Linked DNA regions of Homo sapiens: region 1 is linked to region 2. A link is an interaction called in ENCODE POLR2A ChIA-PET data of the cell type or tissue named here. Cell type or tissue: MCF 10A. All regions are shown on one strand.

What was found. ChIA-PET counts read pairs that join two places held together with the same protein. Peaks named below come from ENCODE experiments on the same cell type or tissue, not always from the same donor. Only the 100,000 strongest peaks of a DNase experiment are listed, where the experiment ranks them.
Region 1: POLR2A ChIA-PET joins it to region 2 with 5 read pairs; 2 of 35 experiments call an interaction of 5 or more read pairs at or near these places.

What each region holds. Positions count from the first base shown.
Region 1 is chr1:223,194,020-223,202,019 of GRCh38, reverse strand. No RefSeq gene overlaps it. Among named protein-coding and RNA genes, the nearest start is that of TLR5, 55 kb to the right of the region's middle. In MCF 10A, no CTCF peak of the experiment used is centred here; DNase peaks (open chromatin) are centred at 2,749, 3,259 and 3,509.
Region 2 is chr1:223,620,221-223,628,220 of GRCh38, reverse strand. CAPN8 (calpain 8) reads left to right here. Exons shown (of 21, transcript NM_001143962.2): 4 at 79-212; 5 at 1,064-1,232; 6 at 2,333-2,416; 7 at 5,321-5,406; 8 at 7,955-8,000. Among named protein-coding and RNA genes, the nearest start is that of CAPN8, 41 kb to the left of the region's middle. In MCF 10A, a CTCF peak has its summit at 2,702; no DNase peak of the experiment used is centred here.

The sequences.
Region 1 (8,000 bases), 430 kb after region 2:
ATTACTGTCTCTATTGATTTTCCTTCTCCCCAACCCCACAGGCCAGGGCAGTCTAGTGCTTCATAAAGGAGCCGGGAAGGCAGCTCGGGTGTAGGAAGAGCATGGGAGGGGGAGTCAGGAAAAGGACTCCTACCATGGTTCAGCTGTCTGGGCCTCAGTTTCCCCATCAGGAGAGAAGAGAAGTGAACACTGATGGCTCCTAGGGTCCCTCTGGCTCTGATATTCTCTGCTTCTACTTCCTTCAGTGTATGCTCCATATGAGCACAAGGAACATAACATGGCCCAATTGGCTCAGAGTATAATTTCTGAGTCTCTGAATGCCTGCGTGCCACTAGGAGCAAGCTGTTAGGTCTGGGAGCTCTGGGTAATGATGAAGAAACATGAAGGATGAGCATGGAGAAAGAGTCACGTGTTGGCTGAGCTGGGGTGGCCAGGCATAGTGTAGGACCAGCCTGGTGCCCGTCACATTGGGTCCTCCCATGGCCTGAGGGAAAAATCCAGGGCTGCTTTGGGAGGAGGCATCCCACTTGGATGCTGGCAAAAAAAAAAAACATTGCCTCCAGCCCTCCCGTGTAAGCTAGTTTCCTCATTGGTAAAATGGTCAAAGCCAACCATTTTGAAAGTGCAGTATTTTATTTTATTTTGTTTTATTTTATTTTATTTATTTGTAATTTATTATTTAATTTTTGTATTTTTAGTAGAGATGGGGTTTCATCATGTTGGCCAGGCTGGTCTCGATCTCCTCACCTCAAGTGATCCACCAGCCTCAGCCTCCCAAAGTGCTGGGATTACAGGCATGTGCCACCGCACCCGGCCGAAAGTGCAGTATTTAACAGTCTGAACGGGATACTTTGTCTGCAAAGATCTGAGAAAGAGAAAGTGAGAGGAGGAATTGACTGTGGGCTGACTCCTCATGGTGCCACTGTGGGACTCCCTGACGTTCACTATCTTGCAAAATCCAATGATCCAATGATGTCACTGGAGGTCCTGTGACTGGGTCAAGCCCACCCTGCTGTACTTGAATTCAACTTTTCCTGATTCTAGACCAATCTCTGTCAGCCTTAAATGGGCTAAAAGTGGCAAAAGTTCCTGTGAATTGGCAAGACCTGGGCTGTCCTATCTTCCTCATAAAGCTGAACTCAGGCTGGGTTCCCAAGGCACCTAGAGGAAGGCATGTCATGCCAGCCTGGCACCAGGGCACAGGAGGTGAGGCAAAGGGCTCCTGTGTTAGCTCTCCTTGATCATGTATTTATTTGACAATATTTTTGGAGTGCCAGGGATTGTGAGAGATCCGGGGATTCAGGGTAAACAAGAGTGACAAGGACAGCCCTTAGATCACTTAGAGAGCAGAGGAGACAAGCACAGGGCAAATGCAGCCATACACCAAGCATGATGGTAGGGGACAAACGGTTTGCCCACGGAGGCTCCACCAGGGTCCCCAAGCCTTCTGCCAGCTGCCGGGGGCCTTGTGGCCATGTTGAGGAGGGTGGGCTTCATCTCTAGGGCAGCAGGGAACCATAGGAGGGTTTTGGGAGCTCTCCCAACGCACAGTGTGGCATGAAGCAAGACTGGGGAAGGGAAGCCGCGAGGGGGCTGCGCTGAGAGGCATTGTGGCTGGGCAAGGCACGTGGGAAAGGGACTGGACTGGAAATCATCATTCTCAGTAAACTATCGCAAGAACAAATAACCAAACACCACATATTCTCACTCATAGGTGGGAACTGAACAATGAGAACACGTGGACACAGGAAGGGAAACATCACACACCGGGGCCTGTTGTGGGGTGGGGGGAGAGGGGAGGGATAGCATTAGGAGATATACCTAATGTTAAATGACGAGTTAATGGGTGCAGCACACCAACATGGCACATGTATACATATGTAACAAACCTGCACGTTGTGCACATGTACCCTAAAACTTAAAGTATAATAATAAAAAAATTAGCCAGGTGTGCTGGCACATGCCTGTAGTCCCAGCTATTAGAGAGGCTGAGGCAGGAGAATCGCTTGAATCTGGAAGTAGAGGCTGCAGTGAGCCAAGATCGCACCACTGCACTCCAGCCTGGGTGACAGAGCAAGACTCTGTCAAAAAAAAAAAAAGAAAAAAGAAGAAGAAGAAGAAGAGGAGGAGGAGGAAGAAGAGGAAGAAGAGGTAGAAGAAGAAGGAGGAGGAGGAGGAAGAAGAAGAAGAAGAAGAAAAGACGAAAGAGGAACCAAACACCGCATATTCTCACTCATAGGTGGGAATTGAACAATGAGATCACATGGACACAGGAAGGGGAACATCACACTCTGGGGACTATTGTGGGGGGGGGAAGGGGGGAGGGGGGAGGGATAGCATTGGGAGATACACCTAATGCTAGATGATGAGTTAGTGGGTGCAGCGCACCAGCATGGCACATGTATACATATGTAACTAACCTGCACAATGTGCACATGTACCCTAAAACTTAAAGTATAATAAAAAATAAAATTAAATTAAAAAAAAAGAACAGAAGAAAGAGGAAGAAGAGGAAGAGGAAGAGGAAAAGGAAGGAGGAGGAAGAGGAGAAGGAGGAGAAGAGAAGAAGGAAAAGAAGGAGGAGAAGAGAAGAAGGAAAAGAAGGAGAAGAAGGAGAAGAAGGAGAAGGAACAACCAGTGGTGGAAAGCACTCAGGACACATAACGTTGCTCCAGGAATGTACAGCTCTGCAAGTCTGGCTGCTGAAGCTGCTGGTTGTAACCTGAGGCCAGTTGTTCACATAGCTGCTGAGCTAACTTGCTGCAACTATGGGACTACCTTCATGGCTTTTGCCCATCTTCATGGCTCACCAGTCAGAGCTTGCCAGTTCCCAGGGCTTTGCTAATACCAGTGAACTTTCTCCCAATAACACATGTAACATTTCCCTTTTTTTATAAAACCCCCAACCTTCTCTTTGTTCTTCAGGCATACCATCTTCAGAAGACCACTCTGTCTGTGTGTATGCCGTGAATTGCAATTCTTTCTTCCCAAATAAAATGCTACATTTCGAGATTCATCTCTCTATTTTTATTTTGGTTCATCTCCACTTTTTTATTTTGACTTCAACAGTAGACAAGGAAACAATTCACACAGACAACTTTTTTCCAATTTTAAAATTTTCTAAAAGTATTAAATTTTTTAAAATTTTGATAAAATATGTATTTTGTAACATAAAACCATCTTAACCATTTTTAACTGCATATTTCATCAGCATTAGGTACACCCACATTGTTGTGCAACCATCACCACCATCCATTTCCAGAACTCTTCATCTGGTGAAAGTGAAACCCTATACCCACGAAACAATATTTCCCTGTTACCTGCTACCCCTGGTCCCTGGTAGCCACCATATTCTACTTCCCGTCCCTATGACTTTCACTATTCCACGTACCTCAAAGAAATGGAAGTATATGGTGCTTGTCTTTTTGTGTCTAGCTGATTTCACTTAGCATACTGTCCTCAAGTTTCATCCAGCAAGTTGTAGCTTGACATAAGTTGTAGTTTGTGTCATAATTTCCTTGCCTTTTATGGTCAACTAATATTCCTTTATATGGATAGACCACATTTTGCTTATTTAGTCATCCGTCAATGGACACTTGGGTTGCTTCCAGCTTTTGGCCATTGTGAATAATGCTGCTATAAACATGGTGTACAAGTATATCAAGACCCTGCTTTCAATTCTTTTGGATATATACCCAGAAGAGGTATTACTGGATCATATGGTAACTTTAGTTTTAATTTTTTGAGAAATAGCTATACTGTTTTCCATAGCTAAAAGTTTAATATTAAGAAAGAATGACAGAGAAGGAAAGGAAAGGAAAGAAAAGGAAATGAAAGGAAAGGAATGGAAAGGAAGAAGGAAGGAAGGAAGAAAAGAAAGAAAGAGAAAGAAAGAAAAAAGAAAGAAAGAAAGAAAAAGAGAGAGAAGGAGGGAGGGAAGGAAGGAGGGAGGGAGGAAGGGAAGGAAGGAAAGAAAGAAGGAAGGAAGGAAGGGAGGGAGGGAATGAGGGAGGAAAGGAGGGAGACATGTTGGCAAGCATGTGGAGACACTGGAACCCCTGTGCACTGTTGCTGGGATGTGAAGTGGCGCAGCCGCGGTGGAGAAGGGTATGGCAGTTCCTCATAGAGAGGAGGGAACAACAAGGCAAGATGCCGACAGGTATACCTGCTTGAAGCTGATGGCCTCACCAATGGCCACAGGAAAAGAGGGATCTATCCAGAGGATGAAAGGTGCAGACAAGGTGGGCCCGATACAATGCGTTAGTCATCCTTGTATACTTAGCACATGGATGTGGCCTGGAGATAGTGCTCAAGAGATAATTGTCAAATATCTCACATTCATATGGCACTTACCATATGCCTGGCACAGTCACTGGGCTTTCATATATTAATTCGTTATTTAACCCTCACAACAACCCTATGTATGCTGTTATCTCCCCATTGTACAGATCAGGAAGCAGAGACAGAAGCAAGTTTAGTCATGTGCCCAGGGTCACACGGCTGGTAAATGGTGAAGCAGGGACTCAAAACCACTCTTGCAATTGCAGACTGCCTGACTATAATGCAAATCAGTCAGATGAAGGTAAAATACACATCCCATGGTATACTTTACTTCCCAGGCCACCCCACACCACGGAAAGCAAACATATCACAAAGGAATTAAAAAGAAAATGCTTTAGGCTCTGGCATCTGACCAATCTGGCTGAGTTCAAATCTTGGTTCTGCCCCTCATGACCCATATGACCTTCAACAAGCCACTTAAACTTCCTGAGCATCACTTCGTTATCCCTAAAATGGAGATGCAAATACATACTTATTTGCAGTAGCCGAGAGCTGAAAACAGCCCAGAGGCTCATCAGGAGAAGTGTGGCACGTCCATACAATGAGATACTACTCAGCAATAAGGAGCAATGAATTACAGATACACACTACAACATTCATTCAGCACGGATGAAGCTTGACAACATGACGATCAGTGGAAGAAGCCTTAAATGAATGAGTAAATTGCATCTGATTCCACTTTTTATGAAGTTCTAGAACAGGCAAAACTAAGCTACAGTGGAAAAATCGACTGGTGGTTGCCTCTGAGGGGTGGAGGCAGAGATTGGGAAAGGACATGAGGGAAATTTCCATGGTGATGGTAATGTTCTATATCTTGCTAGGCATTTGGATTACACAGCTGTTTGCTTTCCTTAAAACTCAATAAATGTATACTTAAGATTTGAGCACTTCATTGTACCTCAGAAGAAAAATCTGTAAAGAAAATATTGAACTCTAGTTAATGATTGACTGCTAACTTTAGGGAAAAACGTATTGATGTTTGCAATTTACTTTGAAATGCACCAGAAAATAAGGTGGATTAATGGGTGGATTGAGGATGAATAGATGGACAGATTATGTGACAAGGCAAATAAGGTAAAATGTCAATAGTAGAATGTAGCTAGTGGGCATATGGGAAGGGTGCTCACTGTAAAATTCTTTCAGCTTTGCTGTATGTTTGGGTTTTTTTTGTTTTTTTTTTTTGAGACAGAGTCTTGCTCTGTCGCCCAGGCTGGAGTGCAGTGGTGCAATCTCAGCTCACTGCAAGCTCTGTCTCCCAGATTCACGCCATTCTCCTGCCTCAGCCTCCCGAGTAGCTGGGACTACAGACACCCACCACCACACCCAGCTAATTTTTTGTATTTTTAGTAGTGACTGCTGTATGTTTTTAAAATTTTATAATAAATAATTAGAAAAAAATGTATAGTATTTTTATCACAGAGTTGTTGAGCACATTACCTGAGATCAAGAAGTCAGCTATAGAACTAGGTGCCTGGTTGACATTATCGTCTCATGTTATGGGTGAATTGTGTCCCTTCAAAGCCATACACTGGAGTCCTAACCAGTACCTCAGAATGTGACTTCACTTGGAGAAGAAATCTTTACAGAAGTAATCAAGTTAAGATGCAGTAATACTGGAGAAGGGTGAGTCCTAATCCAATATGACTGATGTCCTTATAAAAAGGGGAAATTTAGACACAAACATGCAGACAGGGAGAACATCACCTGAAGACCAAGGCAGAAATCAGGTGATGCTTTTACAAACCAAGAAATGGCAAAGATTGCTGGCAAACACTAGAAACCAGGAGAGAGGCCTAGAGCAGATTCTCCCTCCTAACCCTCAGGAGGAACAATCCTGCTGACCCCTTGATCTTGGACTTCTGGTCTGCAGAACGATGAGAAAATACATTTCTGTTGTGTAAGCCATCCTGTTTCTGGTGCTTTATTATGGCAGCTCTAGCTGACTACTACATCCCTCCATGCCCCTTAGACTCCAAGCCCCAGCAATGAATCTGAGACTCTCTCATCCTTGCCCAGCCCCTGGAGTTGTGAGGTGGCAGCTCACTTCTTGGGCCTCCTCAAAGCAGCCAATCACCACTCCCACAGTTGCTCCATCAACTGCCAGCAGCAGGTCCTTGCACCTGGGGAAGAGGTTTCCCTTTATACTTTACAGCTCCCCAGGCCAACCCCATAGAAGGCGGCACTCAGTGAGTTACTGCTGTATTTTTAACAACCCTGAAACATGACCCAGCCTCCTCGCCTGAGTGCTTCTCTGGAGAAAGAACCAAAGGCCACATGAGAGACACCACCCTGAGTGACCCCCTTGGCGCCCCAACAATGCCAACCACCAGCACAGACCCTCCTTCCTGTCTTTCAAATCTCCCCATCCTAGATTAGGTCCCTGCTTTCTGGACGTCTCCCTGTACTCCATCCTGCCTCTCAGTTTGGGGTGGCTTTGTCTCCCTTTTGGTTTAAACCTGTTCATCTGATCTTATCCCTCAAGGGCCCCTGCTTCGGTTCTCACAGGAAGCCAATAATAATGTCCAGAATTCAGTCACTAGAGTGACATGTGCTAGGACACTCCAGGCCCAGCCTGGCTGCAGGGAAAGGAAGAGGGAAGAAGCCAGGTGGGACCAGATCCCCTTCACTTCATGAGATAAGGGGAATGAGGGTCTCCCGAGTAACAGATGTCCCTTCTCTGAATGCCAGCACCAAGTCTGTTTGTTCACCCCTCACTGGGCCCTCAGTGTGACACAGAGCCTGGCATGAGGCGAATGCTCACCCAATGCAAGTTGAACAAATGGCTGATCACCCAGGAAAGTGGTAGGGGTTAAATGATCAGAGCAGAAGCTTATAACAGGGTTTTGGTCTTAGTGCTCTGCTGCCAGAATTGTGGCACCAATTATCTATTGCTGTTTACAAATCATCCCAAAACACGGTGGCTTAAAACATGAGCAATATTTTTATTATCACCTCTCACAGTTCTGGCGGTTGAATGGGTTCAGCTAGATGTTTCTTACACAATCGAGGTTAATTGGGGCTGGAGCCATCTCAGAAGTTTCCATAACCAATCTGGTTGTCAGCTCAGTCAGAAGAGCCACACATGGCCTCTCCAGGAGGCTTGGGCTTCCTCACAGCATGGTAGCTGGATTCCAAGAGCAGGTGTCCCAAGAGAACCAGGCAGAAGCTGTATTGCCTTTTAGGAATGAGCCTCACATAATGTCACTGCTGGAGTTTGAATGTTTGACCTCTACTAAGCTCATGTTGAGATTTAATTGACACTGTAACAGTATTAAGATACGGAGCCTTTAAGAGGTGAGTAAGTCACAGGGACACCATTCTAATGAATGCATTCAGGCCATTATTGTGGGAGCAGGTTAGTTATCATGGGAGTAGACTCCTGATAAAAAGCTTAAGTTTAGCCTCCATTCTCTGTCTGTCATGTTCACTTGTCCTTCCACCACGAGATGCTGCAGCAAGAAAGCCCTCACCAGATGCCAGTGCCATGCTCTTGGGTTTCCCAGCCTCCATGAGCCCAAAAAAACCCCTTATTTTCTTTATAAATCACCCAGTCTGGGGTGGGCACAGTGGTGGCTCATGTCTGTAATCCTAGCACTTTGGGATGCTGAGGTGGGTGCATCACTTGAGCCCAGGAGTTTGAGAACAGCCTGGACAACACG
Region 2 (8,000 bases):
CACGTGAGGTCCCCTGGAGGGACTCCCTTTACACATCTGCTTATTCATGTGAGCAGCCGCTGTGTCCCCCCTCCCCAGTTCTGGCAGTACGGAGAGTGGGTGGAGGTGGTCATTGACGACAGGCTGCCCACCAAGAATGGACAGCTGCTCTTCCTACACTCGGAACAAGGCAATGAATTCTGGAGTGCCCTGCTGGAGAAAGCCTATGCCAAGTAAGTGGGGGAAGCCAGGAGCTGGGAGACGCCAGAGCCTCCCTGAAAGCTCTCACCTGTCCCTCCCACGTCTGCCTCCCCACCCCAAACTCAGGGCGTCATGGCGTCTTTCCCAGCATCCAGACCCCCATGAGCCGGAGAGAGAGCATTTTTCAGTAACTAAGAGAAACAGAAATCTGGGCGGGGAGTTTAGCATCTCAGCTCTGCCTCGGGTGAATGTGTATGTGGTGGGGCCAGCCTCCCTGCCCCTCTGGGCCTGAGCTTTTCCTCTTTCAAATCCCAAGGTAGGTTCCTGGGGCAATGTAAACGTTTAAAAGAATGATGAAGAATAATAAAACAAATGTACTAGATACCAAACTCAACAAAGTGTCTGCTCTTTCCTCAGGAGTTCTTCTCACCAGCGTTTGATGTTCAAAACCTTCTTTGGGGTTCTTTTAATTAGTTTTGTTTACTGATACCCTTTTCTGCAACCCCAGTTCCTTTCCAGTTCTATTTCCCAGCAAGCCTCAGCAGATGCCTCTCAGCCTTGAGGGAAAGTTCTCCTTCTCCCCATCTGTGCCCCCAGCCCCCAGAAACCCAGGCAGCTGGGGCCAACTCTGGAGGGGTTGCCCTTGGCTTTGTAAAGGAGGGGGTGGCTGGAGAGAGGTTGGCTGAGGTCAGTTCCTAGTGAAGTGCTGAGCTGGGCACATGAAACAGTGGCCTAAGCACCTTCCTGGCCCATAGGCAAAATAGGCAAAGAGCCTTCCTTTATCTTCCAGGCCACAGTATGTCCTAGCACTGTCCCGGTCCCCAATCCCCGGGTCTCCTTGCTGAGGGTGCTAATGGAGCATGTGTTCTTTCTTTTCCAATAGGCTTAATGGTTGTTATGAGGCTCTCGCTGGAGGTTCCACAGTGGAGGGGTTTGAGGATTTCACAGGTGGCATCTCTGAGTTTTATGACCTGAAGAAACCACCAGCCAATCTATATCAGATCATCCGGAAGGCCCTCTGTGCGGGGTCTCTGCTGGGCTGCTCCATTGATGTGAGGCATATGGCTTCTCTACTGCCCCACCTCCCCCCACCGCCACCCCTTGTGTGGTAGGGAAGGGATGAGACAGCGGGAGAGAGGCCTAGGAAGGCTTTGGGTCAGAGCAGAGTCTGGAGCTTAGTGGGCAAGTCTAGTGACACAAAGGCCTGAACATATAGGGGCTGGTGAAGACCTAATTAGTGGGTAGGAACTGGGGTTAGTTGCATTGCAGGAGCCCCAATTTCCCTCTCGTTGTTAGAGCCCCTTCAGTACTGCTGGAGTGGCCCTAAGAACATAGTCTAGGATCCCTGGATCCTAGGCCCCCCATTTGCTACCTCCTTTTTGCTAAATAATCTTGAGGTTTTGGAAAACAAATGTGATGATTGATGATACCTGATGGATCTTGAGATCCCTGAAGAAAAGACAAGTTCTGAAACCAGAGGCTGTGGCTGGACAGGAGGCTGAGCTGTGTGGATTTCCAAGGTGGCTGTGGAAACAGAGGCTGGAGGCCCCCAGCCCTGAGGTCCTGTCACCACCTCGGGCTCCTGTGACCAGCTGCCCTCTGGCTGCCCTGTCTTCCTCTCTTGTCCTTACCTGGTGATTTTAGAAATGTGAACGACAAAGTGAGAAGATCCTCCCTTTTTCCTCTCTCTGCAAACCCCAGCAGGAGATGTGGTTTTTGGTGGAGGGGTGGTATGGGGCATGGGAGAGGGGGTGCTGAGGAAATGGGAAGGGTAATGAGGAGTCCACTCAGGGAGAACCTTGGAGGACTGGGACCTGTCCAGAGCCATCAGCATGGAGAATTAGCCTTCTTCAGGCAGCTGGGGGTCACTCTCAGAGAATAAATGACTTCCCAGTTTCTTGGTGGCATTTTGAAGGCTGGTAAATTGTCTTCCAGGCTTGGCAGGCACCTGCACTGGCCCGGAACTACAGGCCTAATTAAAGAGGGAGTCTGGATGGAGATGACTCTTTACCTGAGGTTCATAGCCATGCCTACACCCCTAGTCCCACACTGAAGCCCCCAGTGGCTGTGTAGTGTGTCCTTGGAAAGCATTCTACGGCCGGCCCCTGAGAGGTCAGGGTCAGCCACTGAGTGGACTTTCTTCTCTACGCAGGTCTCCAGTGCAGCCGAAGCCGAAGCCATCACCAGCCAGAAGCTGGTTAAGAGTCATGCGTACTCTGTCACTGGAGTCGAAGAGGTAAAATTGTGTGGAAGGTGGGGAAGGTAACGTGTGATAATATTTCCATGAATCCAAGCCATCTCGACAGGAGGAAAGAGGTGATTACTACTAGAAGGTTCGGAATTGGCTTTTGAGCTTCACTGCCATATTGGGATGCACTCTGCCTGTACAGAACCCCTGACACCACAGATGAGCATTAGCTTTTGCTCATTAGAACAGCTCTTCCGGCCAGGTGTGGTGGCTCACACCTGTAATCCCAGCACTTTGGGAGGCTGAAGTGGGAAGATTACTTGAGGCCAGGAGTTCAAGACCATTCCTGGGCAACATAGTAAGACCTCATCGCTACGAAAAAATTAAAAATTTTTTTTCTAAAACAAAAAAAATAAAAGAAGGTTCTTCTGACTCTTACTCACTTGAAGATGGACAACGTAACCTCTCTGAGCTTTTGCTCAATAGGTTCTAACTAAATGCAAGCCCTCTCCTTAGATGCAGCCAGGAAAGCTGTAGAGATTGTCAGTTAGATTCTACAGATCTTCCAAAAAATATGTTTGTGTGGGCAAAACAGTGGGAACTCACAAAATCCCAAAACAGGAAAAGGGGCAGTAGTCCCAGCTTTTAGGGTGGGGTAGAGTCATGGAAAGGCATGTAAGTATTCCTCACTCTCCAACCCGAGGAAAAAACATGGGCTATACTAGTCATTATTTTTTTTTATTTTTATTTTTTATTTTTTGAGACGGAGTCTCGCTCTGTCGCCCAGGCTGGAGTGCAGTGATGCAATCTCGGCTCACTGCAAGCTCCGCCTCTCGGGTTCACGCCATTCTCCTGCCTCAGCCTCCTGAGTAGCTGGGACTACAGGCGCCCGCCACCACGCCCAGCTAATTTTTGTATTTTTAGTAGAGACGGGGTTTCACTGTGTCAGCCAGGATGGTCTCGATTTCCTGACCTCATGATCTGCCCGCCTCGACCTCCCAAAGTGCTGGGATTACAGGTGTGAGCCACCGCACCCGGCCTATTCATTATTTTTATTTCCTACATTGTGTCTTCTTTCAAAAGGGATTTAAGGTGGCTTACAATGATTTTATTTATTTATTTATTTATTTATTTATTTAGAGACAGGGTCTTGCTCCATTGCCCAGGTGGGACTGCAGTTGCATGATCTTGGCTCACTGCAGCCTCAACCTCCTGGGCTCAAGTGACCCTCCTGCTTCAGCCTCCCAAGTAGCTGGGACTACAGGCAAGTGCCATCATGCCTGGCTAATTATTAATTTTTTAAAAATTTTTGTAGAGACAGAGTCTGTCTGTGTTGCCCAGGCTGGTCTTGAACTCCTGGGTTCAAGCCATCCTCCTGCCTCGGCCTCCCAAAGTGCTGAAATTACAGGTGTGAGCCACCATACCCAGCTAGTGGTTTACCATTAAAAGAACAGACATGATAAAACCACACAACTAAGTAAAATACATCAATCCACGCTGAAGACAGTGCTATAATTGAGAAATTAATTTTGCTTTGGGCTTCCCAATGGCCAAGGCAGAAAGGGAAATGCAATGAATGTCCCACCTCTTGTTATTTATTTAACTGAAATAGGCCAGGCATAGTAGGGTGTGCCTGTAGTTCCAGCTACTCGGGAGGCTGAGGTGGGAGGATCGCTTGAGCCCGGGCAGGCGCTTGAGAGCCTGCAGTGATTGCACCACTTCACTCCTGCCTAGGTGGCAGAGAGAGGCCCTGTCTCAAAAATAAATAAATAAATAGAGTTAAATGAAACAGATGTTCTTTACATGTGTTTGTGTTTCATAAATATGCTTTTCTTTTTTCTTTTTTTTTTTTTTCAGGTGGAGTCTTGCTCTATCACCAGGCTGGAGTGCAGGGGCACGATCTCGGCTCACTGCAACCTCTGACTCCCTGGTTCAAGTGATTTTCCTGCCTCAGCCTCCCGAGTAGCTGGGATTACAGGCACGCGCCACCACGCCCAGCTAATTATTTTTTTTGTATTTTTAGTAGAGATGGGGTTTCACCATGTTGGCTAGGATGGTCTTGATCTCCTGACCTCATGATCTGCCCACCTCGGCCTCCCAAAGTGCTGGGATCACAGGCGTGAGCCACTGCGCCTGGCCCAAATATGCTCTTTAATGAAGTTAATCTCATAAATGGGAATTGAACATGTACATGCAAACATTGGGCTAGGTGAGTTGGGGGATACACAGGAAATGAAGACAATGAGGACCTAACAGCCTACACAGTTGGTGTGTGTATATGTGAATGCCAGTGTGTGTGCAGGGGCCCAAGGGGCTTATGCTTGAGTGTTCAATAAATAGGGGAAAGCAGTATATGTGGATTTAGGAGTATGGGCTTTGGAGACGGACTGCCTGAGTTCCTGGCCTGCGTTCACCACTTACTAACTAGATAATCTCGGATAATGTAACTTCTTTAAGTCTCAGATTTTTGAGCTATGAAATGAAGATAATTCTTTATCTTCTCAGGATTGTCGTGAGTGTTAAATGAGGCAATAAAGCACCTAAAATGCTTAGCACTACACCTCATCTGTAGTACCTGCTCGATAAATGTTAACTGCCGTGCTTTGGTGTTTGTTTGGAGGGCGTTTATTATCATTAGGTCTCATGTATTAAAAGCTCAGTCAATCTTAGTCAACTATAAAATCTAAATCTGAGTTAAAGCAGACATAAGCTTGTTTTTGGGCTAGACTCACTCTTCATTTATTCAAACAAATTATGAAAAATACCTCATTTATTCAAACAAATTATGAAAACACTTGGCCCAAGCCTGAAAAGATGCATTAAAGGAAAATAAAAGTGTGGTCCTTTAGGGACATTTGAAAAATTTAATGCAGATCCTGTCAGGTGCAGACATGCCTGCAAGGCAACAGGAGCATAGTAATTCAGTCGCTTTTCTGTGTATGGAATTTGCAGGTGAATTTCCAGGGCCATCCAGAGAAGCTGATCAGACTCAGGAATCCATGGGGTGAAGTGGAGTGGTCGGGAGCCTGGAGCGATGAGTAGGTTTTTTTCCCCCGCTTCTCCAGTCATCTCTCCCTCTGCGGAAGGGTGTCGTGTAAAACACACAACAATGAGATCGATGTCACAGTGAGTTCAGCAGCACGTCCTGTCTGCAGATCACACAGTGTGTTCAGAAAAGAGTATTAAATGGATCCAGGCTGGGAAAAGCAAAATAAAAACCACTGGGCTGTAGTCTTCGATTCTGGCTTTCTGCTTTGGCATTTGAAAGTTTGGCGGCTCTGTGGAATTTTGCTTTGCGCTGAAAGGTTTTTGTGTTTTTTACCTGACGCACCGTGCTGGTCCAAAGGTCAAATCGATCACTCACAGTCTGTTTCTTTCCACTCCACAAACACTGGACACTGACAAAGGCCAAACCCCTCAGCACCAAGAAGAAACAAGGATGCTGAGAAAATGAAATTTGACCCTAGGAGCCCCGGGCCCTGGCAGCAGTGATGAATGAGGCAGCGGCACTCGCTCCTACCCTAGGCACGTTTGATCACTGACTGGAGAGACTCCTCTTGGGCAGGCCTCTCTGCTGATGAGGGAAAGTCAGTCAGAGGTGGTGATGTCCCAGGACAGCTGGGCCCTGGAATCCATGTCCCCATCATGCAGGAGGGTGGAAAGCATGGGGTGGTTTCTGTCCAGTGAGCACAGCTGGCCTGGCAGAGGCAGGTTAGTGTGGGGGAGGAATTAGAATTAGCCAGTCTCAGCTGGGTACAGTGGCTCAGGCCTGTAATCCTAACACTTTGGGAGGCCTAGGCGGGTGGATCACTTGAGCTCAGGAGTTCGAGACCAGCCTGACCAACATGGTGAAACCCCGTCTCTACTAAAAGTACAAAAATTAGCTGGAAATCGCTTGAACCCAGGAGTTGGAGGTTGCAGTGAGCCGAGATTGGGCCACTGCATTCCAGCTTGGGCAACAGAGCAAGACTCCATTTAAAAAAAAAAAATAATTAGCCAGTCTCATGGACAAAGAACCACCAGAAATGAAAATGGTCACAATAATGCCCCCTCCCAATACGTCCTTAATCCTCAAGTGCTGTCGGTACTCTGTGATGCCACCAGGGCTTTCGAAGGGGACATCGCCAAGTTTAATCACAGCATCATGACTGCTCATGTCATGACCACGCAGAGGGGCAGTAACTCCCTTCAGGTTGTGTCACGAAGAAACACGTGTCTCTAGGGCCACACATGAGCCTCCTGTAGGAAGGATTTTTCATTCTACTGTGTAAGATTGAGCAAAACCCAAAACCTCAGTTCCGCCAACTTCCCTAAAAGGATGACAGGGCCACGTGAAATTGAAACCCTGAATGTGGGCCATTCTTACCAAAAGTCACTACCGAGCTGTCCAAAGGGCTTGTTTGACTTTCTCTCCTTTCCCTGAGCACCCGCTCCCTGGCAGGCGGGAGGTGGTGACTGTCAAGTCCTGGAGGCCCTACCAGCTGGAGATGCAACCTGGGATAATTATATATATCAGCTATTGGAGGAGGAGGGTGCCGAATCTCTAAGGCAACATCCCTAAGCTCAGCCCAGGGATTAGTGAGATTTTACTTAAAAAAAAAAAAAAAAAGTAAAAAAAAGAAATTGGAGCAGTAGGTCAGATCTGGAATTTTCCAACTCCTGCCCTAATCTTTGTTTATAACAAGCACATTCTGAGATTTGGTTTTAATCAAATTAATGTTTCAATGAATTGAAGAGGCTCTGGGAATTGTCGTGCTGACCCCCGGGGTCTTAAAGCCTGGCTTGGAGGAAGAGGCTGCGCTGGAGTGTGCCCCAGCTCTTATGCTGGGGAGAGAAGGTGCTTAGGTTTTGCTGAAGGTATTCAGGCAGGGATTTTTTTTTTTTTAAAGATGGATCTTGATACTGCTCTGTTACTTAGATGTCACATACATATTTCAGGAAAACCTAACTTCGTAAAGGTCAGGAAGCTGGAGATGGCATTCAAACAAAGTGCATAGATATTGCCCTTGAAAGGCCACCAGCAGGAGGTCTCACAGGGTGACGTTTCTTCTGGGAAATTGCCGTAAAACTGGGCTGGATGATCATTCTCGTGGGTGTAAGGAAGTGAACCATGTCCATGTCCCCAGAGCTGGTTAGACTCTGTCAGCATATTCACCCTAGACTGCTGGATAAGCCAGAGTGATAAGTGACTAATGGGTACTGGAGTGCCTGCCTTTCCAGTGACGAGAACTCATCCACGTTCTCTCCTGGGCCTCCCCATTCCTGCAAACAGGGGCCTGGGAGTCTTAATTAGAAATGTCAAATTTGCCCTAGAGAGTAAAAATTAGAGCATAATGTTTGAGTCATAATGTTCCTGGCACATGTCCAAGGCCATCGTGCTAGTGCCCATGGAGTCCGTGTCCTGGGTCTGTGTCCCTTCCCCAGACAGTGTGCTCGCGCCACACTGTCCATTCTGCCTTTCTGTCTGCCTGCAGTGCTTTTGGTATTTTGTTTCTGGCTCTTAGGGGGAAGCTTAGCTGCAGTAAACAGCTTGCCCTGCTTGTAGAACCTCTCAGGAGCGAGCATCTCTGCTTGTTTTCCCCTCAGTGCACCAGAGTGGAATCACATAGACCCCCGGCGGAAGGAAGAACTG